Regions from separate parts of the Homo sapiens genome. Here regions 1, 2 and 4 are each linked to region 3. Evidence: chromatin loops called from intact Hi-C (ENCODE). Cell type or tissue: PC-9. All regions are shown on one strand.

Region 1 (8,000 bases), 210 kb after region 3:
TAGCACACCAGAAATATAACAGATGACAACTATTCCTTGCATTTTACATATGCTGGATTTTCCATTCTGTATCCATGGCAACCAAGGTACAAAACTTAGTCTCAGTTTCTATTTTTAAAATCAAACTACAACGATCATTTTGTGAAATTTTGGTAGTCTTTGACGAATATTGTGGCGTCAACCAAAAGGATCATATTATATAACTTTTCACCCTAAAATCTCCACTCTGTCATTCCTTGGCTTCCAAACACTGTCTTTCCCCCTACTTTGCCAGCAGGAATTTCTCTTCTCTTTCTACTCCAACTCAGCTATTAATTAAGCACTCCCTTGGGGATGTTGCATTCCAGTTGAAGCAGAATATCAACATACTTCTTCCATACAAATTCAACATTTTTCCAAGAAAAATATGAGTGATTTATATTTCTTTTCTCTTATTACTTTTGCATCCTCAGCATATAGCTCAATGACTGTCAAACGTCAAAATCATAATAACAATACTTTATATTTGTAATGTTTGCTATGTGTCTTATGTGTATTATCTCATTTAATCTTCACAACAATACCATGAGGTATATACCATTATTATCCTCAATATTACGAGGAAATCATGACAAAGCTGAGGCTTAGAGAGTCCAAGTAACATACTCAACGTTATGCTTAGCTGGTAAGTGAGACAGCCATCTCTATTTGATCCTAAAGCCATAGGCACCACAGCTCTTTCAACAGTGTTGACAGAATACAGCCAGATGAGGAGCCCCAATAATGGCTACACATATTTTTTAATTCTTATGACTTCAGTTTCACATATTTGGGTGACCCCAAACAAAATTCCCTAGCATTGTCACTAAGCCTTTTTGCCAGATGTCTACTTTTTATGACTCTGCCAACGGCTGCATGTAACAGAAACCAACTCTGGCTAAATTAACCAAAAATAACAGGATTTGTTGAAAGGTAAATGGTGGCCACAGAACTAAAGCAACCACTGATCAGCCAGTCTTGAGAAGGACAGAATCCAGTCAAAACCAGAGAATGACGTCGCAGGAACTAATGGGACAGCCTCTTGGGGCCGCCACCATTGGGATGAATCAGCTTCAACTATTTTCAGTTCTTGTGTCACTCCACTTCAAGCCTCAAATTCCAGCGAGAGTCTGGCTGACATCATTTGGATCCCCTGTCTAGCCCTTGGCCTGGGGATAGGGGATGAAGGGGATGGGGCTCTGTGATGGACAGTTCCACCAAGATTGCATTCCAGAAAGAAACACAGAAGGGCACTAACCAAAAGGTTTCATGGGTGCTGGGCAGACAGATACAAGATGTCTGCTACAGTGGCTTTAACACATCCGTGATCGGAGGAGCAAGATTTATCCTATTGGAAACATTCAAAAAGATGCACTATAGAGGCAATTCCTAAAGAAACAGTCCAAAATGCTCAGAGCACTGTTTCTCAAAAGGATCACTTTTTTTAGTTAACAAAGGATCAGTGTGAAGTTGTATCAAAAGGATCACTTTTAATTTAAAAAATAAAAATGTTTAAAAGAAAAGCTCTCACGGACCCTCTAGAGTTGTCTTAAAATACTTTTTACTGCAAGATTACTTAGGTGTGTACCAACATAAAACCAGGGGTAATGATCCTTGGATTTATAGCACTTATAAAATTATAAATCCACGATAAATTTTAATGCAATTCAAATGAAATGACAAAACCACTATGATTCAAATTACCCATATAAGTTTAACTTGACAAATGATACTTTTCTGAAACTGATCTGCTGCTCCCAATGTGAATATAGTACAACTGCTACGTTGCAAGTATTTTGGAGTTCAGCACTGCTATGCTATTGCATGTGTTGTGAAGACTCAATTCTCCCACCACGTTATCCCTTCAATCTACTAGAAAACCTTGGGATAAGCAGAGCCAAGTCCTTTCTTGGCCTTCCATTTGGTGTGAAAATATCTCTGCTCTTTTATTTTATTTATTTTTTTTTCTTTTTGAGACAGAGTCTCGCTCTGTTGCCAAGGCTGGAGTGCAGTGGCGCGATCTCGGCTCACTGCAACCTCCGCCTCCCGGGTTCAAGTGATTCTCCTGCCTCAGCCTCCTGAGTAGTTGGGATTACAGGCACCCACAACCATGCCCGGCTAATTTTTGTATTTTTAGTAGAGATGGGGTTTCACCATGTTGGCCAGGCTGGTCTCGAACTCCTGACCTCAAGTGATCCGCCTGCCTCAGCCTCCCAAAGTGCTGGGATTACAGGCATGAGCCACCGCGCCTGGCCTCTACTCTTTTCTTATCAGCCCATGATAAAGTAGTATTATTTGATGGTGAATTGGAATCACAAATGCAAACAGGGGCATAAAAATCCTTTCCAGTGCTCAGTTATGAGATGGTCACCCAGATGATCTATAACATGCTGATATTAAATTTTTTAAGATTTCTTTAAAAATATAAATGTAGATTTTAAACATTCTTATGGAGAACTCATTGTTATCAGAGATGATATCCTTGGAAATCCAAAGGATCATGACATCCAGTTTGAGAAACAGTGGTTTAGAGCAATTACATCATTCTTAGAATCAATGTGTGGCCTCCTAAGATGAACCCTTCAAAGGGTATTACAATTACTCACTTATATAAATTCCTAGATATATATTTGGTGTAAAATTTCCATATGCATTCTGATTGTTCTTATCCCCTTGCTATTTGCATACTGTCATTTCTTTAAAAATACCTTACAGCCTCTTGATAATTGCTATTAAGTAGGTGAAACCTCCAATTTCTATGAATACATTAACCTATTTAGCTTCACTCTCAAATGGTATCCAAACACGTAAATTGAGTTCATAGGGTAGATGTTGGGATTCAGACCATTTCTCCAGTTGTAAAATATGCATCATATAAATATAAACAAGTTAATAAAATTAATTACTAATAATTATCTAGCTATTCCTCTGAGTAACGGCACAGATGGAGAAGTTTACTTTCTACCAATTGTAAAATGCAGTACTTGATTTTGAAATATTTTTGATCCATAAAGGCTAAGTGACATTCTGATTTACTTAAAAAGATGAACTCAACATAACCAAATTTCACATGCATTGACTTTCTAAATAAATTCTAAAAATTATTCTGAATTTTATGGCTGAGTTAGATTAAGAATTATGACAGCTAAAATAAAAGGAAAAAGAACTGCTGTTTGAAAAGAAATGCTTTCATATGTGAGATAAAGATAACTCTGAAAGAAGGTTTAAATTTTACATGTATTTTTCTAAAATAATCTCAAAAAGTTTAATATTAGCATATTATGAATTATCTGGTGTCCATGTATATTATGATGAGAGAGATTTACTGGTAGAATCACTCCCTATCATTATTATCAATCAATAACTTATAGTTATTCCTTGTTTACAAGTGTATTGGAAACATGAAAAAACAGCACTGATAATATTTCAGGAGAGAATAGTTCTCATGTCACCCCCATAAGAAAAAGCAGTCTTGTGTGTGCTAGTTCAACAGGTCAAAATTATTCCCATTAAGTAGATTAAGAGAACTAGTTAATATACTTGGTTTATGAAGAGTGGTTCCCGATGTTTAGTTTCATTTTACACAAACTGTAATTATCCTTAACTTCTACAGTCAGATATTCAAAGAATTTGCCTTTAACAGTAATACATTTAGGATAAAATGTCCTGCCAACATTGTATATCTTTGTATGAAAACTCCCCTGATGAAGTTGGTCATACTCAAAGAATGTAGGGTTGGGCAAGTTAAAGTGTTTGCACAGTTCAAAGTGAAGGAAGAGTTGGGTGATAACACAAAAATTTTTAGAGATTTCTGCATCACTTCTCACTTTTCAATCTCACCTTTTATACTGCCTTATGTGAAAAAAAATTAGAAAATATTGGAAATATCAAGAAATCTATGGATTAACCCTCTGTTAGTGTAAAGTTGGGGGTGAAGGGAGTGTCTTACAGGAAGCATCAAGCATGTCATTGTCTTCACTTTCTAACTCAATAGAAGATAATAAGACTCACCTGCAGGAGTGGAGGCCTGGGTTTCTTTTTCTAGCTCTTTAATTTACTCTGTCATTTTGGCAAGTCATGTGACCTCTTAGGCCTGCCTTCTAGTGAAAATGAAGGTGTTAGTGATTCTCAAAAGGAACAATATTTTCTCCTTTCCCAGGGGCCTTTGGAAATGTGCGGGATGTTTTTGATCATCAAAAAAAACTAAGAGAACTGACCATTGCTAAATGCCCTGTGATGGGAGGACAGTCCCATACAACAAAGAATTGTCCCATCCGAAAACCAACATAGCACTATTAGGAAACTAAACTAGAGCATCTCTAAAGTTCTTTTCACTTTGACATTCGTTTCTTGGGGTTTTGGGGGTTTTCATTTGTTTGTTTGTTTTGAGACAGGGTCTCACTCTGTAGTTTAGCCTCTTAACTAGAGCATCTCCAAAGTTCTTTTCACTTTGACATTTGTTTCTTGGGGTTTTGAGGAGGGGTTCATTTGTTTGTTTGTTTTGAGGCAGGATCTCGCTCTGTAGCCCAGGCTGGAGTGCAGCCATGCAATCTTGGCTCAATGTAACCTCTGCCTCCCGGGCTCAAGAGATCCGCCCACCTCAGCCTCCCGAGTAGCTGGGACTACAGGTGAGCACCACCACGCCCTGCTAATTTTTGTAGAGACAAGTTCTTCCCATGTTGCCCGGACTGGTCTTGAACTCCTGGGCTCAAGTGATCCTCCCGCCTCAGCCTCCCAAAGTGCTGGGATTACAGGTATGAGCCACCATGCCCAGCCACTTTGACATTTCATCATTTTGTTTTATGTCATTGTTTCTTTACAACAATTTTGGATGAACCAGATACCAAAATGCTGTGAGGCAGCATGACACACATGAGGATGCTTATCAAAATAAAGAACCATGGAGTAAAGAATTGGCTTTGTTTGATAGGAATGGAGTGCTCTAGGCAAGATGAAAAGAGGCTCAAATGGGCTATCCCACTCAATTCACACAGCAATCCGATGTAGTATGTCCTATTTTTCCTATTTTACAGATGATTAAATCTACCACAGCTTCAGGGTTTGTTTGTTTTGTTTTGTTTTTCCATTCTAGGTGATGAGAATAAAACTTAATTGCGTGTGTGTGTGTGTGTGTGTGTGTGTGTGTGTGTGTGTGTGTGTTTCTGAAATCGTGGAAAAGAAATACAACATAGAGAAAACATTAAAATACTGCACCTTGGCCAGGCGCGGTGGTCACGGCTGTAATCCCAGCACTTTGGGAGGCCCAGGTGGGCAGATCACGAGGTCAGGAGATCGAGACCATCCTGGCTAACACAGTGAAACCCCGCCTCTACTAAAAATATGAAAAAAAAAAATTAGCCGGGAGTGGTAGCGGGCGCCTGTAGTCCCAGCTACTCAGTAGGCTGAGGCAGGAGAATGGCGTGAACACGAGAGGCGGAGCTTGCAGTGAGCCGAGATCGCACCACTGCACTCCAGCCTGGGAGACAGAGCGAGACTCTGTCTCAAAAAAAAAAAAAAAAACTGCACCTTGTTCTAGGTCCGTTCCCATCTGTCTTAAGGCCTCGTGGCCCAGGGCACCCCACCGCAGCAGGAGGTTTCTGGCAGGCAGCCCGGCCTACATAACCTGAGGCCTCAGAGAAAGGAGAAAGCTCTTCTTCCAGCTTAAGCTGAGGCCCACCTCCTATGTCCCGACCTCCTCCTCCAAATCTAGCCTCTTTTCAGGATGGCTGGTGGCTGGATTCTCCACTCCCTTCAGGGAAAACTCCTCCCTCCACCCACAGGACTGTAGAATTGTTCTTATTCCCCAAAGACATCAGAACACATTTCTATGTTCATATGTTTGCCAAGCGGGTTACTCAGTCTTTAATAACACCATGTGTGGTCAGCCATAATCTCATCCAGATCCCTTTGCTCCAAGCAGAGTTCTTTGGCCCAGTCTGCCCTCCAGCATAAGGAAAGAAAAGATTGTGACCTGAGTGTGTCTCCAGACTCTTGGGGTCTGCACTCCTAATCTGGGAGCAAGGACACCCATTGCCCCAGTGTCCAGTGATGTACAGAACAGCATAGCCTGGATCTGGACCTAGAAAAACCTCTGCTAAAGAAAAGATGACACATGGTGTCTACAGCAATGGCCCCTGTGGGCACAGTCAGACACATCGCCTAGCTCACACCTGTCCATTCCAGAAGAGGGTCTTTGCTCCACGTTTTATTACTAAAGGCCAGTGGTGACTAGTTCCCACACACAAAGGGACAAGCCACTCAACAGACTAAAAGTCAGCAGAGAGGAATCAACACTTTTTCCAGTTTTAGCTCAGCAGGTGTTCAAACGTTGTGGGGCATAATATTAGTCAAGATCACTTGTTACAACTCAACATTCCTTGGATGTCATTCATCACTTGCCTGTGATGTGCCAGGTGGAATGCCAAGTCTTAAAAAACAAGTCTGGACATGGTGACTCAGGCCTGCAATCCCAGCACTTTGGGAGGCCGAGGTGGGAGGATCACCTGAGGTCAGGAGTTTGAGACCAGCCTGGCCAACATGGTGAAACCCCATCTCTACTAAAAATACAAAAATTAGTTGGGCGTGGTGGCACGCGCCTGTAACCCCAGCTACTTGGGAGGCTGAGGCAGGAGAATCGCTTGAACCCAGGAGGTGGAGGTTGTGGTGATCCGAGATCACGCCACTGCACTCCAGCCTAGGCAACAGAGTAAGACTCTGTCTCAGAAAAAAAAAAAAAAAAAAAGTAATTATGAAAAAGCTCCAGACTCAAGGATAAACATGTCTAGAAACTCTCTTACAAGTTCCTAATAAACAAATTCTAGCAAAAAACCTTCACTGCTATCCATCTCTTTGGCAAGCCTGAGAATTCTGATACCAGTAAACCCAAGTCATTCCTGAGAGGTATATTTAGAAAAGGAAGAACGTGGTGGAAATGGGATAGTCAAAAATGGAAAATGAAGGTAAATCATGGAGAATTCTGCAGTGAAGCCCAGGAAGATGAAGGAAGCTGAGAGGAGCCTACGTCCTGGGGATTGCACAGAAGGAAGGAACTGAGACATAAATAGGAGGGTCTGACAGCCAGGGCTGAGCAGTGACACAAAGATGCCCCAGGCAGGACAACAATTTAGCACAGTTTCAAATTAACGCTATTTTTTCAAATGGCTCAACATTTATTTAGTGGGGTTAGGGTTTTTATTATTAAAAAGTACACATAAGCCAGGCACAGTGGCTAATGCCTATAATCCCAGCACTTTGGGAGGCTGACACAGGAAGGTCATTTGAGCCCAGGAGTTCAACAACAGACTGGAAAACATAGGGAGACCCCATCTCTACAAAAATAAAAATAATTAGCTGAGTGTAGTGGAACGAACCTGTAGTCCTAGATACTAGGAAGGCTGAGATGGGAGGATCATTTGAGCCCGGGAGGTTGAGGCTGTAGTGAGCCATGATCACACCAATGCACCCCAGTCTGGGTGACAGAATGAGACCTTGTCTCTTGTTTTTGTTTAGTTTTTTGTTTTTTGTTTGAGACAGGGTCTGGCTCTGTCACCCAGGCTGGACTACAGTGGCACAATCTCAGCTCACTGAAACCTCTGCCTCCTGGGCTCAAGGCATCCTCCCACCTCAGCCTCCCGAGTAGCTGGGACTACAGATGCATGCCACCACGCCTGGCTAATTTTTGTATTTTTTGTACAGACAAGGTCTCTCCATGTTGGCCAGGCTGGTCTCAAACTCCTGAGCTCAAGCAACCTGCCTGCCTCAGCCTCCTAAAGTGCTGGGATTATAGGAGTGAGCCACCATGCCTGGCTGAGACCATGTTTCTAAAAATAAAAGTACCTATAACTCTTCTTCCCCTTCCCTTCTCTTTTCTTCTCAAACCATTCAGTCCTAAAGCTACACAGAACAAGATAGGCATCTTCACCAGGAGACGAAAGAGCCCTGATAGCCCAGAGCAGGGTGCAGAGCCCAACAAGAACAGCGTT
Region 2 (8,000 bases), 86 kb after region 3:
ATTTTAATAAGTGAACTGTAGCGGTGTAATTTCATTCTCAGTTCACTTTTTTTTTTTAAGTTTGAGGTCTATCTTCTCTTTGATAATTTTACAGAAGCCAGCCAGCTACAGAGGGAAGTCAGAGAATCACAGAGTCATGGCCTATGGGAGATGCCAGGTGCCCTCGGAAAGCTCTGATCAAATTCCCTTCTTACTTTGAGGACCCAAAGAGCATTCATTGCTCTCCTCAGTCTTCCCGCATTCTGTTCTTATTGTACAAGGGTTGTGCCCTGCAAGCTACTTGTTCCTGGGGTTCCTAAGACAGGCCTCGTTTAAATTGTGAAGCACCAGCCACCGGGCATCACCCATCCCCTTCTCGTCCTCCTCCTTCCATCCCATCCTCAAAATCCTAACCCAGGACCACCACGTTGATGTTGATCACCCAAAGCACTGACTGTGTGCCCCAGCACCATATCCTGTATAGCCCTTCCCCTTCCTTCCTTCTTGACATGCCCTCTGAGCTGCCCCCGCTACAATCCAGGATAGGAAGAAAGATTACGTGGTGGAGAACAATGAACTTGAGTTACTTTCGTCCTCGCAGGTTTAATGGTAGAAGGAAATAGACGGGCCCTGAATACACACCCAGGTCTGAAAATACATTCTAGCTTGATTTGCAAATGGATCGCAAAATTTACCTTCTCTCTTCTCAGGGTGGCTGAGTGTCTCCCTCTCCTGCCAAAATTAGCAGGAGAGCTGCTGACCCTGCTGAGGTTTGCTGGCACCCCGCCCACTGCGGGGGAGGTTTCATAACACCTACCCCACAGGACCTCAAGCCAGAAGCAAAGCCCCAGAGACCGGCTTTTCTTGAGAAGAACATTCTCACATCTACACGCGATTTTTAGTGGGAAGAAAGCCCATTAGCACATTGTAGACACTGAAAATTCGACGTGCAAATTAAGAAAAAAATAAGGGAGAAAAAAAAAAAACCATGTATGAAGTTAGCTTAAGAACACTTCCTATTGGCCCTCCAGGCTGAAAGGAACAAGGTCAGCTGGTATGTCCCCTGCCTCTGGACAGAACAACCCTTGAACCTCAAAGTCCAAGTCCTGACTAACACAGGTCATGCTGTCGTTATGCTGTTGTTACCTATCACAGGTAAACAACTGGGATTTCCCCACGGAGCAATCTGTTCTAGTAATTAGCATCCTTTATTGCCAGGAAGCTTTCCTTACTATCATCAGCCATAAGTCTTAATTAAGTTCCTACATGCAGCCATTTCCTCTGCTAGATGCTCAGAAAACTGGGAGAAGAGAACAATGCAGTTTCCAATCTCCACCAAACAGCACCACTGCTACCTACAAACAGGTAGATGGGCTCTGTGCATGCAAGTTACGAAGTTATGACATGGGCCTCGCTGAAAGCCAAGCTCCAGGGTAATCATTATTGGTGCTGTTTATCAAATAAAGTGGCCTTTCAACGAGATGAAAATCATTCACCATCTTCCACTCATTCTTGCCAAAACAAGGTAGCATGACAAGAGGGCGCTAACTCTCGTTCCTTTCATTTCTATTTTCTTTCTATTCCTTTTTCTTTTTCTTTTTTTTTTTGAAACAGAGTCTCACTTTGTCACCTAGGCTGGAGTGCAGTGGTGCAATCTCAGCTCACTACAGCCTTGACCTACCCAGTTCAAGTGTTCCTCCTGCCTCAACCCCACAAGTAGCTGGGATTACAGGTGTGCACCACCATGCCCGGTTAATTTTTGTATTTTTTGTAGAGATGTGGTTTCACCATGTTGCCCAGGCTGATCTCAAACCAGAGCTCAAGTGACCCGCCCACCTTAGCCTCCCAAAGTGCTGGGATCACAGGCATGAGCCACTGTACCAGGCCTGTCATCTCCATTCTCTTGCTTCTGTCCTTTGCAGCTGGCCAGAATGGAAGAACACTGTTTTGCCCCGGCCTTCCTCTCTGATAGCACCTGCCAGCCACATTGATTTATTAGTGTTTTTTTAGATCCTCTATCATGGGGAGAGCTGAATAGAAATCCTGTTGTTGCTGCTGTTTATCTTCTAACTGATCACAAAGAGTTGGTGCTCACAGCCTGGCTCCCAACCGTGGCAGCGAGCCACGTCGCTCTCACTTCTTTCTGGAGACACAAATTCATAGTTAGATGAATCCCTCAATGCCTGTGTTCCAAACAAGTCAGCATAGAACGCTGCCGGCCTCAGCTGTTCTGTAAAGTGAGAGTGGTCTAGCTCTTGGGGTTGCTGGATAACTGACAAATCCTGTCAAGCTCTCAGATAGAGGCTGCTGGAAGAAAGTGACCGAGTTCAATGCTTAGCTAGGCTGTCCTGGAGCTTTGCCTTTGGTGTTCACGGGAACACAAGCATAGCACACAGTAGTTCTACCTTCCCTACCACAGACCAGTGGTTCCCAGTGCAAAGGAGGGAAACTAAGGGTGCCAGGCAGCATTTCTCAAGACTCTCTTGCAAAAGACATGCCTTCTAACCACCCATTTTGGTTGAAGGGGAGATGAGAGAAAGGGAAATTTGGATGGAAAGTAGGTAAGAGAAGAGATGGGCCCATCATAGGCTTGTCCCTCATCATAGTGAACAATGGCTGGACCACCTTCTCTGACCTGAATTGAAACTGGTCCAGCCCTCCTGGACCACTGGAGGTGGTAGATAGCAGAAGGAAGTAGTCTGGGAGTGCTGTGTGCATAGCACGAGGGTTAAAGGACATTCTGCATTTGATGAACACTTTACAAATATAATACAGTACCTAGACTTTAAAAATAGAATATCGATTTTTGTTCAATTTCCTTTTAAATCATTAAAATAAGTGTACAATTTAGGGTCACAGCAGCAACTGCCATAAACCAAGTAGCCTCACAGCCTCCTCAGCACCAAACAGAGGGAGGTCTCTTTCTTACTGACAGAGACCCCAATTCCTGTTCTATAGTGGGCCTGTCTTCATGGAATTCTCACTTGGTCACTTGATGACGTATTTTAGCCTTGAGGAAAGTTAAGCTGAAAATCTGCGCCTTTATCCCAGTGGAACTCTGGGAAAATGCAAAGGGCAGGTGACTGACAGGAAGCACCACAGGGAGAGAGCTGGGGTCTTCATCTACAACTCTGTGCATAGTGGAAGCATCTCTGAACCCTCTGGCATACTTCTTGCTCCCCCGACTGAAGTTAGAACTTACTTAGGGTGGGATCTGACCTAAGTTTTCCAAATAACTGTCCCCATCGTGGACTCAGCTCTGAACTGGTAGCAATGCACTGGGCTGGCAAATTAACTTGGACCTTCCTGAGGTGTGGCTGCCTGCAGACTGTTTTCTCTCTCATGACCTAGAACAGACTGGATCATTAAACAAAAGCAGTCTTAGGAAGATCATTAGGTAGAGTTAGGGCCCTCATTCACCTCCTGTAATGACAGGGACAACAGAGGGTCACACAGCTGGCACACGGAATCCAGAGGCATAAGCACACCTCAGCAAGGAAAGCTGGTCTTGTTCATGGGAAGCAACAAGGAGATCTCTGTAGGCATCAGTTTTTGGAATTGGTGGGTATGGAGCACAAGTAAGTGAGAATGACTTTTGAAAATTCTCCCAAGGCTCATGCAGGGAATATGGTCATATGATATATTTGCCCTTTGGATGTGTCACACATGCGTCATATACAGATGCTTCTCGTCCCATCACCCTCTTGAAGGCTTAGTTGAGAAATGCACATACATAATGACACAATCGTTCCTGGCCTTCAGATGACCAAGTGAGTGATGTTTGTCCTAGGCCCTGATGATTCACCAGTGCCAGCCAGACATGCCTCTGAAAGGCTGGTGACCCAACCCCCACAAGACTGCTCGGGACACATGCAGGCCTCTCTTCCCTGAGGTCTGTGTCCTGTCAAGGCACGAAGTTGAGGTAGGCAAAGGCATAAACCAAAACCCAACAGGAGAAGGGCGGGAAGAGGAGCAGGATCAGGAGCAGGCATCCCACTCACCCTGCAACTGTGCCGGGCAGCAATACAAACAGGAAGAGGGGTGATCAGGTCAAACGGAGGTGGAGGCAGGGAAAGAGGAGGGGCCCAATTTCTGGCCTCATTACTTCTGATCGTCCAAAATCAGAAGGAGCATGTAATTCTAATTTCTCTGACTTCATGATACCCTCTTAAACTTGTCCTGAGAACTTCGGACAGCTTCCCTTGAACTTTTTGAGTCACCTAGAGATGTGTTTACAAAGAAGAGATGAACAAAAATACAGGTTTTTATATGGATGGCTTTTTTTTTTCATTTCTGCTTTATACCCTAAAATGAAACTTCCCTGTTTTTATTTAAGCAATTTCAAGGTGTGGTGAGGACTAAGCTAAGATCCAGAACCCCAACTCCAACAGTTTAATTTTGTCCAATTCTTAATTTAGAGTTTCCCAAGCTGTATTCCACAGAACAGTAGCCTTCCTTGAAATGTTAATGAATGGTTCTAGAAATAGAAGTATTTTGGTTAAGCAGGTTTACAAAATGCTAAATTAAACAAAGTCAAGCAGTTCTCTTCACTGCTGGGCAATAATTGTAATAGCCAACTTTTATTGAACACCTACTATATGCTAGGAGTTATGTAAACATAGCTTGAGTTCTGTTGCACCTTACAAAACATTCATAGATGGGTACTGTTATTATCCTATGACAGAGAGTCTGACCAACCTCCGAACAGGAAAAAGAGATCTTGGTCAGTGGATGGGGTCAAAACTCAAGAAAACGTTGAGTGGGCAAGTTTTTAAGAGTCTAAAGCTGGCTTGCCCAGTTATAACATTTATCCTATTGACACATTTGTTCAGCCAGCAAATATGATAAAACAGTTTTGTGCTCCAGTTTGTGTTTTTAATTGGCCAATACTTGGGTGGCTCTACAAGTGAGCATGTATGCTGTGAGAGACAAATGACACAAGACTAAGACTGACAATGTCCTTCAGTTGCTGTGACTGAGTTGACCTCCAACCCATCATCAGGGTGAGGGAGGAACAGAAACTGCACCTGGAGAGGGAATGAGAGGGCAGAAGATGGAAGAGAAAGGACAAAACAGTACGTAAGACAACAAGCTAATTGTCCCTCATCTCAACCTGGTCTTTAAACCAACAGCTAACAACAGCTTGACTCAGGTCAAGTGAATCAGGATTTCTGCTAAGTTGTGAACTCACCAAAGATATCTCTAAATAAGCCAGACGTGAAGGATGAGCGTCCTACCTCACATAGCAGCTAAACACATCAGCAGCTCCACCAGGTAATAAAAGATCTACTGATTAAATGTTTTCCAACTAGCACTCACTATGAAATAAGATGACTTTGGTTTTGAAGGGTCTTTGTTCTGGAGTGATAATTACAGTAATAACCTTGATAAATAACAATAATAATAATAATAAATGTAGTAAAACTTCATTTACCCAGTCTCATTAGGAAAAAGAGATGTTACAAATAAGCAAATTTTCCAGGTTCCTTAATGTCATTTCTCTAAGTATCAAAACTTTTTATATAATCTAAAGACCTTTGATTGGAAATGCTCCTAAAATGAACCGCAGACATTGCTGTCTTGGTAACAGAAACATGCTGACTGTCATATGTAATGCTACAATCATGAGCAGTCCAGTTGCCTCCACCACTATTGAGGTTGGGATTCTGCTGTCTATACAATGCTGACACCAGACTTGTGTTTTTCAGATATTATTTTTTCGTCCACACTAGTGGAACATGAGCTGATGACCCTCACTCTTTCCTGCCATGCTTTCTCCCCTTGGCTGCTGGTCCCCTTCCTGCTAGGGACCTCTAGAGTACAAAATTCTACTCAACTTTGCTGGATATTCTCAGGTTACTCCTCCAGTCCACTTCCCGCCCTTCTCCAGCCAGCTCTGTGCTGATATATACCCACAGCACCAATGGGCACCCCCGCCATCCTCTGGCTTCCGGTTGGATTAGCAGGAGGTGAGAGGGCAGAGGAGATAAAGGTGGGATGCCAGGGGCTGCTCTCCCAGACCAGATGCCACAGGCAGTTCCCCCCGCAACCCCTACTGCCACAGGCCTTGCAGGCTCTGGTAACTTTTCCTCCTCTTGCTCCTTCTGGTCTAGGGAAGGTCACAGCTTCCCACCATGTTCACAGGCCCTGGGGTTCTTAACCATCCTTTGTAGGTTTTCCTAAACATAGCTTTGTAAATAGTGCCTTTATTTATAGATTCCGTTTGATTCCCTTTCAATGTGTCATCTGTATCCTCCAAAGACCCCTACGGACACAGAGATCAACCTTATGTGAGCCAGCGAACTTCTTCTCACTGAAGTCGTCTCTGAACCATCCAATTCCTCCTTCCTTCCATAACTGCACTCAGTGAAAATTTGTTATTGTTTCACTCACCAGTCCATTTTGCACTTTTGCGCATCTGTGTTCCCGATACTGCACAAGCTCCCTGATGCACAAGCCAAACCTCAGGTATCTTTGTTACACTGGGACCTAGCCCTGCGTCAAATACAGAAACTGCACTCACTGGAGTTAATGCTGCTGTCACCAGTCACTTCCTGCCACTGTCATCGTGCCTGCCCATAGCATGCCATCATCCCCTCTCTCACTCACTCCCACTAATGTTCTATAAGCTAGGGGAAGAAATCACAAGGCTTGTTATAGCTGTACTTAAAATTGGGGTAAATAGGTTCCAAGTGAGGATTTGAAAGATTCCCCTGTGATGAAATTAATTGATTATATGTCTATTTTAGCTGCTCAGAGGCCTTTGTCACATACTTCTTTGCTCTTGACCATGTCTTGAATACCTGAGATTACCATAAAACTGGCTCAGCAGCTGCTGCCAAGGGGAAGACTTCCAGGCTTTAACACCAAGACAGGGATGCTCACGCTATAACTATTAGCAATTGCGGTACTTACCATTACTTTTAATGCACCAACCTAGTAACAATATGCTTCTCAGCCAGGGAATGAGTAAACTCATTTTTTTGAAAGCTTTTCTATCAACTTTGCTATAAAAAAAAGAAAAAAGCTAAACTAAATATTATCTCCCTCACAAGAAACTTAATTCCCTGCATTTGGGTAAAATTAAGGAATCATTGGCAACTTTTTGGTGTGATTAGTAGAATTATTGTTATGTTTTAAAAAGAGCATTCCAGTAGTGGTGGCATAGTTTGTATCAGATTAACTCTCTCCAAAAATAATTCTATATCCTGGACAAATTCTTTTTTTTTTTTTTTTTTTTTTTTTTTTGAGATGGACCCTCACTCTTGTCACCCAGGCTGGAATGGAGTGGCGTGATCTCGGCTCACTGCAACCTCCACCTCCTGGGTTCAAGCAATTCTCCTGCCTCAGCCTCCCAAGTAGCTGGGACTACAGGCACCCGCCACCACGCCCGGCTAACTTTTGTATTTTTGGTAGAGACAGGGTTTCACGATGTTGGCCAGGCTAATCTCAAACCTTTGACCTCAGGTGATCCACCCGCCTCGGCCTCCCAAAGTGCTGGGATTACAGACAGGAGCCACCGTGCCCGGCCAAATTCTTTTTTTGAAGAACTACTTGAAAGCACTAGAAATTGACCAAATGCAGACGGTAGCTAGCAGAGATTTGACCCTCAAAAGAAGAGACAACACTATTTGGAAACTAAATTGACAGGGCTTTTCCCTTGAGGGTACCCCCTGGCCCCAGAAGCAGGGGGCAGCTGGCACTCAAGCAGAAGGTCACAAGCTTCTTGGCTTTAAAGATCAGAAGAGATAGGTGAGAGCTGATATCAAGGGGGTAATTCCTGGGAAGAACAGAGCCACAGAGAAAGGAGCACCCAAGTCTTTCATAAACTTCTGCTGTCCATGGTAAATCCCTAAACTGCACATGCACGAAGGAGACATCAGGAGTCCAGTAGAAAGAGGGTAGGCTGAGAAGCTGAGGAACATCTGAACTGCTGCCCTCTGTGCGGAAGAGAGTTTGGAGTTTGAACCCCACCAAGCTAGAGGAAACTGGGGAATGCCTCAGACTTTCCATGAAAACCC
Region 3 (8,000 bases):
GAAGTCACAAATAAATGGAAAGACATCCCACGTTCATGGATTGAAAGACTTAATATTAAAATGTCCATACTATCTAAAGCAATCTACATATCCAGCACATTTCCTATCAATATCCAGTGGCCTTTTTTTTCAGAAATAGAAAAATTTGTCCTGAAATTCAGATGGAAGCTTAAGGGACCCCAAATAGACAATAATTTTGAAAAAATAAAACCCAAAGTTATATGACCCACACTTCTTGATTTCAAAATATATTCCAATGCTACAGTAATCAGAGCAGTGTGGTACCGGTATAAAGGCAGAAAAATAGACCAGTGAAATGCAATAGAGAGCGCAGAAATAAATCATCATGTATATGGTCCAAGGGTCTTCAACAAGAGTGCCAAAACTACTCGACGATGGGGAAAGGACATTCTCTTTAATAAATGGTACCGCAAAAACTTATATCAACATTAAAAAATAATAAAGTTGAACTTTATTTTATACCACATAAAAATATTAATTCTTAATGGATTAAAGACCTAAACATAAGACCTACAACTATAAAACTACTAAAAGAAAACATAGAGAAAAAACTACATGGCATTGGTCTTGGTTGGCAGTGATTTATTGGCTATGACACCAAAACACAGGCAACAAAAGCAAAAATAAACTAATGAAATAATATCATTTAACAACTTTTGTGCATCAAAAGACATAATCAGTAGGTTAAAAAGCAACCTATGAAATGGAAAAAAATATTTACAAACTATATACTTGATAAGGGTTAGTATCCAGAATATATAAAGAACTTCTACAACTCAACAACAAAAAAATCAAATAACCTGATTAAAAAATAAGCACAAGACTTAGACATTTCTCTAAAGAAGATATACAAATGACCATTAAAGACTAAAGTGATTCTTAACATCACAAACCATCAGAGAAATGTAAATCAAAACCATAATGAGATATTACCTCACACTCTTTAAGATGCTTAGTATAAAAAAATCAAAAAATAACAATTGTTTACAAGAACATGGAGTAAATTAGAACCCTTGTGCACTATTAATGGGGTTGCAAAAAGGCGCAACCAGTATGGAGAACAATATGGAGAGTCCTTAAAAAATTAAAAGTAGAACTACCACATGATCCAGCAATTCTATTTCTGGGTAAATATCCAGGAAAAAAGAAAGCAGGATCTCAAAGAGATATACGTATACCCTTGTTTACAGCAGCACTATTCACAATGGCCAAGAGGTGAAAACAACCCAAATGTCCATCAATGGTTGAATGAATAAACAAAATGTGGTATGTATATATATCTATGTGTGTATACATCTATATGTATACATATGCATATACATATATGTACATGTGTATGCGTGTATACATATATGTATATGTGTATGTGTGTATACATATACAAATAGCTCTCTATTGTATTTGTATATGTATACACATACATGTGTATGTGTGTGTATGTGTGTATGTGTGTATACATATACATATATGTATATGTGTATGTGTGTATATATATTAGGATAATGTATATAATATAATATATTATATGTTATATAATATATTATATGTTATATAATATAATATATTATATGTTATATAATATATTATATTATATGTTATATAATATATTATATTATATGTTATATAATATAATCTATTATATGTTATATAATCTATTATATGTTATATAATCTATTATATGTTATATAATATATTATATGTTATATAATATATTATATGTTATATAATATATTATATTATATGTTATATAATATATTATATTATATGTTATATAATATATTATATGTTATATAATATATTATATGTTATATAATATATTATATGTTATATAATATATTATATGTTATATAATATATTATGTTATATGTTATATAATATATTATGTTAGATAATATATATATTAGGATATTATTCAGTCTTCCAAAGAAGGCTATCCTGTTACATGCTACAAATGGATGAACCTTGAAGGCATTATGATAACTGAAATAAGCCAGCACAAAAGGACAAATATTGCATGATTCCTTTTATATCAGGAATCTAAAGTAGTTAAATTCATAGAAACAGAAAACAGAATGGCGGTTACCACGGACAGATTGCGGGGGCAGGGGGCGTGTAAAGCGAAGGTTTTGTTTAATGGGTATAGAGTTTCAGATCTGCAAGACGAAAACGTTGTGGGTATTTGCTCACAATAACGAAAACATACTTAAAGTACTAAACTGCACACTTCAAAATGTTTAAGATAGTAAATTGTGTGTTACGTGTTTTTTACAATTGTACAAAATTGACAATGAAAAAAGTTTTTAGATTGTTACCAATCTGACAAATGTAAAATTGTATTGTTTCTTTAGTTCTCTGATCATTAATGAAGCTAAATATCTTTTTATATATGTATTGACCATATGTGACTCTTCTCTGTATTTCCTGTCCAGAGCTTTTGCTTATTTTTCTTTGAGTTGTATTTTTTTCTTGTTTACATGTAGGATTTTTATGCATTTTTTCAAATTCACATAAATTGACATTTTAATTGCTAGTACAATTTCTCTAACATTATGCTGTAATTTCTAGTCAGCACAGCAACACACCTAAACACACAAAGGAATGAAATAAAGGCCTTAGTCTTGCTTTGGCTATATGGGCTCTCTTTTGTTTCTATATAAATTTTAGAATTGTTTTTTCTAGTTCTGTGAAGAATGATGGTGGTATTTTGATGGGAACTGCATTAAATTTGTTGATTGTTTTTGGCAGTATGGTCATTTTCACAATATTGATTCTACTCATCCGTGAGCTACATGTAAAATTCTTTATATATCTAGAAACAAATTATTTATCTGCTAAATGTGTTGTACATATTATCTCCCAATCTTGCCCTTTGACTTTACCTACAATAAATTTTTGATATATAAGTATTTTCATTTTGATTTAGTCAAATGTAAGCTCATAATTCTATCCCTTGATTTTTCATTTTTAGTTTTAGATGTGATAATATTTAACTGTTCACACACACACACACACACACACACACCCCTCAACTCCCACCACCTGAATAAACCCTTACTTCCTCTTCTCCTAAATATGGTTACATCATCATATTGGTTAAATCAATATTTAATGTTTACATTATTCTAACTATGTAAATGCTACTGAAATCTGAGATCTATATTATGCTACAATGATGTTACCTTATTTGTCCTGCTTTGATTTTTCCTAGAGTTAATCATTATTCTGTCTTTTCATTTGCTTATTTTTGCATCTACTTGTTATTCACCACCAAACTCTTCCCAGTTTGGTACATTTCCTCTGAATACATCTGCAACCTTTTATTTAATTTTTCTTCTTGAAAAAATTCTCCTCCGGGCCTCTGACATACTTCAGTCTGAATCTGTTGAACGTTAGACCTATTGCAAGGCTGTCCCCATAAGATGACTTTTTAGTAAAAAACCAATGACATCCTTGAAATTCCCTGCACTTTTCTCTTGTGCAGGATGCCTATTGCCTGCATCACATTCTTCCTCTTTCTTAGTTACTCCCACATTTTAGTGAAACATGTCTTCTTGTAGCTTTGTACAAAAGGTGCATAGGTAGTAAATTTTTTTAATTCTCCAGTGTCCCAAAAAGTTGAAGGAGCACTGTACAGGGCAGGGCTGCAGTCAAGTGAGAAGCCTTGTTCTTTGGTACTGTATTCACCATCTCTGTGATCTTGGGACAGTCACAAAACTCTCTGAGCCTCAGTTTCTCTTTCTGAAATAGACAATAATCCAAGCTGTGCCTGCTCAGAGCTATGGCTAGGAGAGTGCTTGTAAAGGGGCTTTGTATAAAAAAGGTATGTACAAACAGTGTGTGCTGGAGCCACAAGAGTCAATCGTTGAGCCATTGGTAGCTTGAAACTGGCCATAGTAGAAGTATTTACACTATAGAAATTGACAAATGTGACAGAGAGTTGTTTTGTTTTGTTTTTTTTTGGAGGAGAGCTGGTTTAGGAGCACACTACTTACAAATACAAGTGATTATAACAACTGTTTTCATTGCTGTGCCCTCCTTAGTGATCCATGGCCTAATGTATAGCTCAATTATAGTTCTGATCACATATAACATTATTATACCATAGGTCATGAACTCCTTGAGACATGAGACTTTGTGTTACTCATAGAGATGTATCTCCCCTGCACTATTTTCCCCCGTACCTAACACATTGACTGGCACTTAGTTGATATTCTATTCCAAATTTTTGAGTGAGTGACTAAAATTTTTGATTGATTGTTTTTATGAGTTGGGAACAACCAGAGAGAAGATGAGAAGTGAGGGAAGGGGTTAGGAAAGGTGCATGACACCTGGAACAGCTTTTGAGAGGAGTGCCCTATTAGGTGTATTAGAAAGAGCCGTCCTTAATGGGAAGTTTTCTATGAGCCAGATACTATTCTTAGGTGCTGTGCAGAAATTATCTAATTCCATAACAACTTATGAGGTAGGTATTATTATCCCCATTTCACAGATGAGAAAAATATGATGTCTGGTGTTAAGTAATGTTCTCTCCATCACTAAGGCTGAGGTTCAAATCTGATGAATGTCTGTGTGCTTAATCATATCTCTACACTGGAGGTCGAAAATGATCTATGGGCACATGGGTAAAAATAGTCATAATGATCTAGTAAAACAGATCCATTTAAAGTAAAAGGGAGGAGTAAGGATTGTAGCAAATGCAAACTGAAGAGCCCAGACCCAACTAAAAGGGATAGCTTTGTGACCTGAGGAAATGTGGTCTGTTGAGGCTAGAACTTGGAGTTGTTTTTCAAGAGAACCTGGAAATGTGGAATTTTATCTCCTGAATTACAAATGTTGGTACCTATAATTAAAAATAAAAAAGACTCGAGATGAAACATCTGTAAGTGGTCTATCAGTTTGCAAACTTTGATATACTGCCTATCCCCAAAATACTCTTCGAGCAACTAGGGGGCAGCATAAGGGTGTAGAGTGTCACTGGAGGTGGAAATGGATGAAACGAAAGGCAAGTTAGTCCAGCTCACAGTTTCTCCCAGAGAGCAGATACAGAGAGCACAAAGGTCCTGCTATCACGTTACAGAGCAGAGGCCAGCAGAGACGGGAGGAGGATGAGGTAAGGCTCCGCGGCTGGTGCACATTCCGTCTTCTCCAGGCATCCCTGGGGAGGGCACATTCCTCATGGTCAAGAGGCTAAGCTGTTGATTTAAAAGATTCTTAGAATATTCTCTTCAATACCCCCAGAGGGTTCTTCTTGCCTTGGAAACAATATATCTAGGCCATGCCTTGGACTGTGGGACCTCCCTAAAAGGGAGTGGGAAAATGGTCATGACTCTATCCTCCTAGGTAGAGTGTCCTGGGGTCTGACAAGTCCCTTCAGGTCCCTTGTCCATTGATTTCTTCTTCCCTTCCCAGGGAGTAGTGCTGGTCACACTGCTGAGTCACAAGCGAATTCCCTGTTCTTTCCCATAAATTTTAGCCTCTGCAGAAAGTTGGAAGATTGAATCCTGTCATCTAGTGGATCTGCAGTTCTTTTTCAATGAAGTTTTAAAATAGTTGCAAAGTTATTTACAATTACCTCTTGAAAATATAAGGGCTAAACTATAAGCCCATTCTTCATGGAATGCAGCTGAATCCCTGAGATTAATTAAGGAATTTAGATGAAGGACCGACGAGACATGATCTGACGATGAGGACTCAAAGAGGAGGTTTCCACAAGCTCAGGTATAAAATAACAGGTGACTGATTCAGAGATGTGACTACAAGGTGTAAAAGGAAAGTTTAGGCCTGCATGTGATCAACTGTCTCAATGAGGAACCCATGACTGAAGCCTGTTCAGACAGGCTGCTGGCATGTGTACTTTGAAAAATCTCTGCTATTCCTGATAGCCTTTCCGCAAAAGCCTAATTGAGAACCTCTGTAGTAAAAGAGAAGAGAGATGAAAAAGCTATGCTGGGAGAGCGGGGCTGTGAATTAGTCAAACTGGGCACAAAGCTTTTAGGGAAGATGTTAAAAGGTCTTCGCTGTGACTTGGCTACAACAGCCCCTGGGGAGATGATAAATAGATACAGAGCTTTATAGAGCAATGCTCCTGTTGTTCCTCGACAGCACAAAGGTCTTCAGAGATGGTGCCCTGGGGCTGTAACCCTAATTTCTTTTTAACATTCACAACTCAATAGTGCTTACAGATAAAGACCCAGAGATACAATGGTACTTTATCAATTAAAAAAAAAAAAAAGAATTGAGGCTCTGCTAAATTCTGCCACAGAACAGAGCACAGAATAATACATTCCATTATGCTTTAATTCCCTCCACTGCAAGAATTTAATACAGGAATAGCCCACCCATGCCCATGCTTCTCCTCCCCTATTATGATAGCTTTACTCCACGCTCTCTCCCATCTCACCTTCCTGCTTCAGTGCGTTGCAGACAGCAACCTGCCAATCCCTGTCCCTCTTACTGCGGCCTCACCCTCACCCTCCTGCCGCACTGGCCCACAGCAGCAGTAGCACAGGCTCTTACTTATGCACTCCCCTACTCTCAGCCTCAGCTACATTCTCTCATGTAATCTTCATGCCCATTTGATGAGGCAAAGGCTGTCCTTATTTTTTAGATGAGGAAATTAAGATAGAAGGTAAAGGGTAATTTTTTCAAGCTTCCAGAGCCATATGCAAACCCAGATTCAGCTGGACTTCAAAAACATCCTGACAAATACCAAAAATCCCTGACTTGACCACGATGCAATCAATGCATGTAACAAAAATGCACATGTACCCCAGAAAATGCACATGTACTCCATAAATTTGTACAAATTAGATAAAACAGACTGAAGTATAGTGATTAAATACCTTAAAATAGGCAAAACAAACAAAACCATCTCATCAGCTTTCACTGAATGATCCACACACCCAATCTTCTCCCCTTTTTCATGCTTCTCTAGTTCCCCATCAAGTGCCCTCTCTGTCTAACACAAGGTCACTCTTTCTCTAACTTTCTTGGCTTCCTCTTGCTGTTACCCAATAAATATTCCTCTTCTCCTTTTTGCTATTTATTCTCCTAGACTAGGATTTATGAGAATAGAGCCCAATTCTATTTCAACACCATTTGTGTGACCTTGGGCGACAAAATAATTCTATAACACTCTGAGAAGAAGATGCAGTTACTTTCTCCAAGGGGAACCTAGCACCATCGACTTGTATTTGTCTCAGCCTCTGTCTGCATACAGCAGCTTATATTTTATTGGGGTGACTAGGTACACGCACGCAAAATAGAGGGCAAGTCAATGCTTCTAAAAATTGTGGGGAATCTAAAAGTTTGGTAGAAAGTTGGATAATCGGTGTCCCTGTGGACTAGCATAGTTGGCAATGACCTAATAGAGGAAGAGAGATTCAAGGTAAGTCTAAGAGCATGGGTTCATGTGTTAGCTCAGGCTGCTGTAACAAAACACCACAGACTATGTGGCTTAAACAACAGGAATTTAACTTCTCACGGTTTGGGATGCTGGAAGTCCCAGATCAAGGTGCTGCTGGTCATTTTGGTTCCTGGTGAGGGCTCTCTTCCTGGCTCACAGAAGGCTACCTTCTTTCTCTGTGTTCTCTTGGTTTTTCCTTGGTGCCTGCACACAGAAAGAAAGATAGAGCAAGCTCTCTGGTGTCTCTTCTTATAAGGACACTAATCTTATCAGATCAGGGCCCCACCGTTATGACCACATTTAACCTTAATTACTTCCTTGGAAGCCCCATCTCCAAATACAGCCACACAGGGGCTTAGGGCTTCAACATATGTATTTGTGGGGGACACAAACATTCATCCCTTAACAGGAGGATATGACTAAAGAGTGTGAAGGAAAGCATTGTGGACCTAACACAGCATGAAAGAAAATGAAGAGGTAAGAAAAGTGTATATGCATAGGTGTGCGTGTGTGTGTGTGTGTAGAGTATGCACATGCACATGAGAGGACATTATTTCTGAACAAATATTAATTG
Region 4 (8,000 bases), 68 kb after region 3:
TGGTTCTTCAGAGAAATGTGATGTTTTCAGGGACCTTCTCATGAAACCTGTGGTCAGTCTTGAGGGAGAGATGGACTCTATACAAAAAATTCTTTCCAGATTGAAGTTATCTGGGGAACGCTTTTATTTCTGAGTCTCCCCCTACCTGGCCCCCCTACCCAAAAATCTAAGAAGACAATGATGACCATAAGACAGACACTTATTTCCAACACCAAAAAGCATCTACGCATTTTGACCTGTATCAATGTCAGCTGAAGTTTGACTGGATGAGAAAATACTGATAAATTATCCTTTTTGAAATCTGAACACCCTGGATTTCAGGGTAAAATCCTATAGAATTACTTAAGAACTAAAGCCCTATTTATTTTACTATATGACATGTGACTACTAGTAGAGTATGAATTACTAGTTGTCAAAGATGTTGCTTAGCAGTTAGGAACGTAAATCCCCAAATATAATCATGAGAGACCTGAATCCAGGGTAACCATGGGCCAGGCACCTACATTTTTAACCAAGGTTTCCAACTTAATGGAATTTTCAAAACCTAACAGAGTTTTTGTAACCCATATGCAGATTTCAAAGAAAAAAAGTAGATGACTGACATGTAAATAAGCAATCAATATTAACATAAGAATTGATTTTAAATTGGTATAGCATCCAGAAACCTCATGATTTGTTCTGCCACTTTTAGAATACTAAATGCTCACTTATCTCTAAGATCTTATCTAGAGCTATCATATTAAGTTTAGGACTATTCCTCTACCTGAAGTTAAAATAGAATATATTTGCTCTAAAAATGTTAGTGTTAATGGGCTGCTATAGAAGTTTTAAAAAGGTTAGAAATGTTTATACTCAAAGACTGCAACCAGGTAGATTATTTTTCCCCTGTAATAAGCACATAGACTTGAAATGTAAATGCTTTTTACAAGCACAAGATAAGAGAAAATGAATATCTCTAAAATATAAAGAAAACATCATTGAAAAATAAAAATGAGAGAGAAACAAGCTCTCCAATTCAAGTAAGTAAGATGGACACAATCCTTCCTTGCTGTTTCACTTTGGGGAGTCCCAAGTGGTACAACGCTTTGCTTGCCTGGATTTTACTTCTCAAACTCTCTTCCTGCACTAGAACTTCTGGAGTTTGCCCTTCTTGCCTTCTTCTTCCATCCTTTTTGGAATTCGACACTTTTTCCTTTGCATCCAGCATGGAGAACTACAACATAGTTGTTTCAGTTGATCACACTTAATTCTTTTATCACGCCCTCTCAGCTGCCTCCCAGCTCCCATTTCTTAAACAACAGAAGGGAAATGTGCCTCACACAGAAATAATCTGTTAACTGTGACTCAGGTGGGAGCAACAGAAGCGGACTTCTCCAGGGAAGCACTCACACATGGGCCAGCATCTGGGACAGGCAGCTTGCGCTTACCTTTGCCTCCACTGTTACTTGTGTGAACTACCACCTTCATCGCCACCAAGGGATTGCTCAGACTCTCCTGTTTCCTCACTAGACATGCCTTTTAATAGATATTAAGACAATTTTTTAAACTATTTTTCAGATGCTCAAAATGTTATTGAGGAAAGACCCCAGTTATGTAATTCCAAGACGGTGCACTCTCATGACAGCTTCCCATTCCTCCCTCACTGTCTATCTTCTCCATAAAGTATAAGTGAAAGTAGTAACCTGAGTTTAAACTCATGTTGCAGACTACTGGGTGCAAAGCAGATACCCAGTAAAAACTTACTCAACTTTGTCCAAATTCCTTATCTCCACACCTAACCCACTATTACAGGTATTCATGGATGCCTACAAAGTTCTGTGGAGTTAACTGAAAGGGAATAGAGTAGATATTTAGGTTCCCTCTTTTAAACAAAATAATCACTGGGAATTTTGGTAAATGCCATGTGTAAAAGTTTTAAATTTGTCATTTCTGTGCTTGCTGTCAAGTAGTAACTCTCAACAAAGTTGTTCTTGAGGGAAAAGGGCTGCCTCCCTTTATAAAACTGTTTAATTCTAATAACTTTTTACTCTTGATCTTGAAACTCATGATCTGGCCAGAACTGGAAGGAGTGTCACCCTAAAATAACTTGCATTTAAAACAGTTAAACAGTAAAAACGCAAAAGAGTTAAAATGTTGATGTATTCCTGTAGAGTTTGTAATCTGAATACATTTACACATCTCTGTAATTAAAGCAGCAATTAGCATTTGGCTGTGGCCAAGGGAAAAAGGGAAACAGGGAGAAAAAGAGAAGTATTTTTTATCATTATTGGTTTGTTGTACACTTCACCCATGCTTTTAAAATGTAAGCAACATTTAATCTTCAAAATGAAAAAATAGACAAATTTTTCTAATACCAAAATATAAGATTAAAATACTTGTAAAATAAAATGTTAGTGCGAAATAGGGCTTTTTTTTTTTACATCAAAAAGGAAATATTTTTGACTTGCTTTTCTTCTGTAAATCCTCCCATCTCACTAATATTTACAACAATCCAGAGTAGCGTTTATGAGACACTGAAAAAGACAGGGAGGAAATCCTTTTTCAAGATATGAAGTCAGAACCTGAATGTAGACATCGGACAGAGAAGTCCTCAACCACAAACCTGTCCTCCAGCTCTAGAGAGAGTAAGGCTGTATTTCCAACCTTGAGATTTTTCATTACATTTTCCCCTTTTTGGGTGTTAAATTCTTTCCAAGAATGCTGTACTTGTAAAAATGATTTTATTCTAGCTACAAAACATTTCATTTAAGAAAACCGCATTTTATATCCTTGTGTGAAATGCTCCCAAAAGCCATCAAGATATGGAGACAACAGATTTTAAAAACATAAATCTAATCATATGGGCTTGAAACAGTATGAACATTTAACAGAGTGACACGATATCATTATTATATTTGTTTGTCATGAGATGAAAGGCCTGGAGGCAGATGGTGATTAATCATAATTCCTGAGCTTCTACAGAAATTTTAAAATGAAATTACTAACTGCTTAAAATTATGAATTCTTCAAGAACGCCCCTTCTGTTTCATTGATGTCTTTCAACCCGTCTATCTCCTTAAAGAATCTCAGGCAGAAAAAAAAAAAGTGGGGGGCTTCCTTTAAGCTACTGAAAAATGGGATCTGATGGAATCTTCCCGTAATTCCCGATGTTTTCCAAGGTTACTTTCTTCTTGCTGGGTTCGCCTCTCAATGGTTATTCTGTATTTCTTCCTGGGTAAAGGGAAAGTGAATGTGGTAATAAAACTTGGCTACAAAATACCATGGTTTCTCTTACAAAGAGTGCCCTCAAGGGACATCTGGGTTTCAGTTGATAAATGAGAAGTGACAGAATATGAAACCCTGGTCAGAGATTAAAGTAGTGTGCCCCCAGGCATGGTGCCCTTATTCAAGAGAGAAAATTGGCATGCTTTCCCAAATACCACAGAACAAGCCTTCCCCTTCTTCCCTGGGTGCCTTGGGGGTTAGGTCTTGTCTATTAGGCTACAGAAGTTCTCCCTGATTCCCAGGATATGCCCTTGATAAAGATCAAATTACATGTACTGTGGCCAAAGGAACAGGAATACAATTGTTCCCACAAAGGGTCACATATGCCTAGTTACAATCCCATGCAGAAATAAAGAAACCTTGCTCTAATGACTTATGAATAAACCACAAACTCAACCACCAAAGATTACAAAGGAATGGGCCACCCTCACGGGGCAGAACAATCAGTACCAGTGCACACACGTACATTATTACAATTTTGCAAGCCTTGGAGCTTAACCACAGTGGCAAATGAGCATGTGGGCTCTCCAGATACTGAGCACAGATCAGCCTGAGAGCATGGGCTACGCAAAGCTCCCTCCTCCTCTTTAAGGTGAGCCCAGGCATCTATTTCTGAATTGGAGAAAGCCTGAGAAGGGGGAAGTTGATTTCCCCCTTTATCCAGATTCCCTCCCCACTGCTTCACTTGGTGGGTGGTAGGAATTCTTGTCAGAATATCTGTGATCAAAGGGCTAGACACAGTGGCTCACACCTGTAATCCCAGCACTTTGGGAGGTCGAGGTAGATGGATCACTGGAGGTCAGGAGTTCAAGACCAACCTGGCCAACATGGTGAAACCCCATCTCTAATAAACATACAAAAAATTAGCCAGCCATGGTGGTCTGCACCTGTAGTCCCAGCTCCTCGTGAGGCTGAGGCAGAATTGCTTGAACCCAGGAGGTGGAGGTTGCAGTGAACAGAGATCGTGCCACTGCACTCCAGCCTGGGTAACAGGGGGACTGAGACTCCGTCTCAAAAAAAAAAAAAAAAAAAAAAAAAAAATCTGTGATCAAAGGGCAGCAGCAGCTCTCTGTCCCACTGTGAGATGTAGTCAAAACCCATGACCCTGGCACCCAGTATGCTAAACCACTGACCACACCAAACCTGGGGTCCTGCCAAAAGAATGGCTGAGATTTTTTAACCACCGTGCTTCCTGGGTGAAAGAGGGATGTGGACAAATCACAAAGAGAATCATGTAAAATCAAATGACAAAGACAGCAGAAGAGAGTGAATTGTACCTTTACAAACCGTCCTCACCTGAAAAAGTAGAAGGCCATTAGCAAGCCAGCTCCTAGTAAAGCCCCCACGACAATTCCTGTCACTGCCGATTCTTCTAGGCCACCTGCTTGAAAAAGAAGCATGGATAATCAGGGTTCATTTGGAGATACAGTTAGAAATGCCTCGAGTTTCATTCATTGCAAGAAGTTCCTCGATTTCCCATTGGAGGCAACTTTTCCTTTTTCAGAAATATTTTCTAAGGGACCCTACACTTGTTTTTTGTTTTATGTTTTTGTTTGTTTGTTTTTGCCCAGTGCAAAGCTTAAGAACCACTTGAGAAAGTGCCAGATAAACAAAAACACTATTAAGAGAGTGGACACAGTGAGAACAGAAGAAAATTCAAGAATCAGAGGAAAACTGGAACTGAAGATTTCAGATATAGCCACTCTCTTTTGAGTTTAAAGTCAAAGAATTGGGAGGCCAAGGTGGGTGGATCACCTGAGGTCAGGAGTTTGAGACCAGCCTGGTCAACATGGTGAAACCCTATCTCTACTAAAAATACAAAAATCAGCTGGGTGTGGTGGCAGGCACCTGTAATCCCAGCTACTCAGGAGGCTGAGGCAAGAGAATCACTTGAACCTGGAAGGTGGAGGTTGCAACGAGCCAGGATCACACCACTGCACATGAGTCTGGGTGAGACAGCAAGACTATCTCAAAATAAATAAATAAAGTCAAAGAAGACAACCAGATGGACCAGGGCACTGACCCAGGGCTTCTTATTTTCACAGATGGATGGTGACACTTCAAAGTGCTAGAAGATTTGATGAAAAATTCATTGGGTCAATGTTCTGTTTTTAGATGTTCTCTCACCAAAGCCAGCGTTTCATGTCAAAATGTCCTACATAGCTTTGGAAAATGTGGATAACAATTTGAAACAATCAAGTTCAGTAGTATCCCAGTTATATAAAAGTGATAAATAGCTAACTTGTATCTAGAGTTTAGTACGCGGCCCTTCAATGTGTTATCTTGTGTAATCCTCAAAACAGCCCTCAAAACGCTTAGGTGGGCACATTTCTTTCTCTTCACACATTGGAAAACTGAGGCTTAAAAAGCTGAAGGAAGACTCCTAGGGTCACAAAACCAGCAAGTAACAACAGTGGGATGTCAAATACAGGCCCAGTCTCCCCAGTGTGTTCTTAAAACACTTCCTCCTTAATTCCTTCCCATAATTATTGCATAGACATAAATACCTAACAGTTTAAAAGATATTTTCAAAAGCACACATATATTAGCCTAAAATGATCAACTGGCCTCCTGAAGGACCTATATTCACTTTGTTCTCCCTCACTACCTTATTCTCTAAAACAATTATTTCTAACAGCTTTCCTATTTGTAAGCTACTTATGAGAACATCCAATTGCTTCTCTACTTATATACAAAGCTGCTCATAAGTAATACATCTTACACTTATTTGCCAATGTGTAAATGTTCAGATGTTTAAAGGATGTTATCTCTTTGGTTCTGAGGAGCTGGAAAGTAACCACAAACTTGAAAAATCAGAACGAGACTTGCTGTGACAGATGAATAAGGGAGTGATATTTACTAATTGATATTTTGATTTTCTCTAAAAGTGGAAACATGACCTAGCCAAGAGATTATAGTAAGAGATGTAAAAATAGGAAGAAACATTCTACCATTGTGGAAGAGAAGACTGGAAGGGAAGGAAGACCTGAAAGATGCCAGTTTGTGAACTGTTCCCATGCGTTTTACCACATCAGAGAAAGAAATGTAAAATTCCAAAATGTAAGGCCCTAGAAACACTTGGGTTTTAAACTTACATTACACTGAGGTTAGAGGTGATGACATACATAGCAAATTAAGTCTCCAGACTTACATGATTTGCAGGGAGAGCTGTTTGTATGCTCTACAATTCGGTTTTCATCTATTCTCAGTTTTAAAGGGCCCCAAGGATATTTGACATTCGGCCGCATTTCAAAACGACCTTCTTTTCCAAAATAATCACCAATAACCTATATAGAGGCAAAAAACAAATAGACAAACCAAAAAGTCAAAGGAGGCACAAAGCTCGCAGCCTTCCACAGCTATTCCCCAAAATGTACAGCCTGATCTAAACTGGCTGCCTCTGGGCATTTCATCAAATCACCGTCTCCAGGGCAAGGACAGCAAGTGCTTCAGAAAAGCGTGGTACATTGGGCACGTTCCTCGGTTGTCCACACTGATGGTCATGGTGTGTTCTGGGGACTTCACAAGTCAAGATTTGAAGTCGCTGATGGTGCTCTCAAGAGAGCATTAAGAGCGGTCGTGCCAGAGCAGGATGTGGGAAGCGGTGAGAGTGGTGTCCCCTGGGCTCTGCACTCACTGAAGGCCCAGCCCTGTCAGTGCTGCCCCTAGGATTCTTCAGTCACTACCCCCTCGTGGAAAAGGAATAATCTCGGAATTCCCGGCTTTTGCTTTGTTCATCGGATAAGGCACTATCCCACCCATCTGTCCCAGAGCAGCCCACCCCGTCAGCCAATTGTAAGGCCCAAGTTACTTTCAGGGACATGTGAAGGACAGCCAGGGTCCACCGTATACCCGATTTAAGCATATGACAGGTACCCAGCCTCACAGCCCTCAATTGTTCAACATATAATTAAAGAGCGTCTTTCAGGAACCTCCTGTTTCACCACTTCCGGTTGCCAGACTATTTCTTCAAGAGTTGCACTCTCCTCTCTGATGAACCCACCCTATGTGCACCCCCATTTCCAGGCAGAATTCTGTTTCTCTTAATTGGCTCCTCTGGCCCCTGGAAAATCATTATTCTGTTATGGTTTAATTCCATGGTCATCCCTCAGTTTCTGGTTAAAATGATTGTTGGATCAGCTCCCTAAGCCCCAGTCTAGAAGTGCCTTCCCACCCAGGTTCTTGGAAGTCATTTCTCTTTTGTCTGAAAACAAGCGCATGGCTCTCGAGTGGCTGGTGACATCTCCCCTTCTCCTGACAGAGGTACAGCAGGTTCTCACAGGCCATGTCAGGTCTAGAGGAAGTCTAGATCGCCACCAAAATATAACAATCACTGGCGTGTACTGAGCACTTGCCAAGGGCTTTATACACCTCCACCCCTGCAACCTCACAATGGACTCTGATGAACTGTCGCTACCCACCTTTCCCAGGGGGAACCAGAAATACAGATGAGACCCAGACCACTCAGTGGGCAAAACAATCATTCATTAAACATAGCGAGGGTGACTCCTGCTGCTTCAGAACTTCCCACAAGAGCCAGGCATCTATTAGGTTGGTGCAAAAGTAATTGAGGTTTTGGTCATTAAAAATAAATAATTAAAAATAATGGCAAAAGCCACATTACTTTTGCACCAACCTGATACATACAAAGAGGAAAACAGCAAGTCCCATATGCCAGGTCCCATGAAGGGCACCGGAGCAATGCCCTGGGAGCCAGCGATCAAGGAAACAGAGGA

The links. Peaks named below come from ENCODE experiments on the same cell type or tissue, not always from the same donor. Only the 100,000 strongest peaks of a DNase experiment are listed, where the experiment ranks them.
Region 1: a loop joins it to region 3, with 5 times the contacts of the local background. A loop is called at or near these places in 2 of 110 quality-filtered maps.
Region 2: a loop joins it to region 3, with 5 times the contacts of the local background. A loop is called at or near these places in 3 of 110 quality-filtered maps.
Region 4: a loop joins it to region 3, with 7 times the contacts of the local background. A loop is called at or near these places in 2 of 110 quality-filtered maps.

Annotation. Positions count from the first base shown.
Region 1 is chr5:32,638,522-32,646,521 of GRCh38, reverse strand. All of the region lies in intron 1 of LINC02061 (long intergenic non-protein coding RNA 2061), which reads left to right. Among named protein-coding and RNA genes, the nearest start is that of LINC02061, 9.5 kb to the left of the region's middle. In PC-9, no CTCF peak of the experiment used is centred here; DNase peaks (open chromatin) are centred at 3,731 and 6,361; H3K4me3 peaks cover 670 bases; H3K27ac peaks cover 1,053 bases.
Region 2 is chr5:32,764,016-32,772,015 of GRCh38, reverse strand. All of the region lies in intron 3 of NPR3 (natriuretic peptide receptor 3), which reads right to left. Among named protein-coding and RNA genes, the nearest start is that of NPR3, 57 kb to the right of the region's middle. RefSeq lists an enhancer at 3,095-4,294. In PC-9, no CTCF peak of the experiment used is centred here; a DNase peak (open chromatin) is centred at 3,715; H3K4me3 peaks cover 291 bases; H3K27ac peaks cover 1,648 bases.
Region 3 is chr5:32,849,784-32,857,783 of GRCh38, reverse strand. No RefSeq gene overlaps it. Among named protein-coding and RNA genes, the nearest start is that of LINC02120, 94 kb to the left of the region's middle. In PC-9, CTCF peaks have their summits at 4,771 and 4,976; no DNase peak of the experiment used is centred here; H3K27me3 peaks cover 898 bases.
Region 4 is chr5:32,781,444-32,789,443 of GRCh38, reverse strand. It overlaps NPR3 (natriuretic peptide receptor 3), which reads right to left. Exons shown (of 8, transcript NM_001204375.2): 6 at 6,416-6,551; 7 at 4,561-4,648; 8 at 1-3,210. The coding sequence ends at 3,099. Among named protein-coding and RNA genes, the nearest start is that of NPR3, 74 kb to the right of the region's middle. In PC-9, no CTCF peak of the experiment used is centred here; a DNase peak (open chromatin) is centred at 3,513; H3K4me3 peaks cover 535 bases; H3K27ac peaks cover 1,813 bases; H3K27me3 peaks cover 3,449 bases.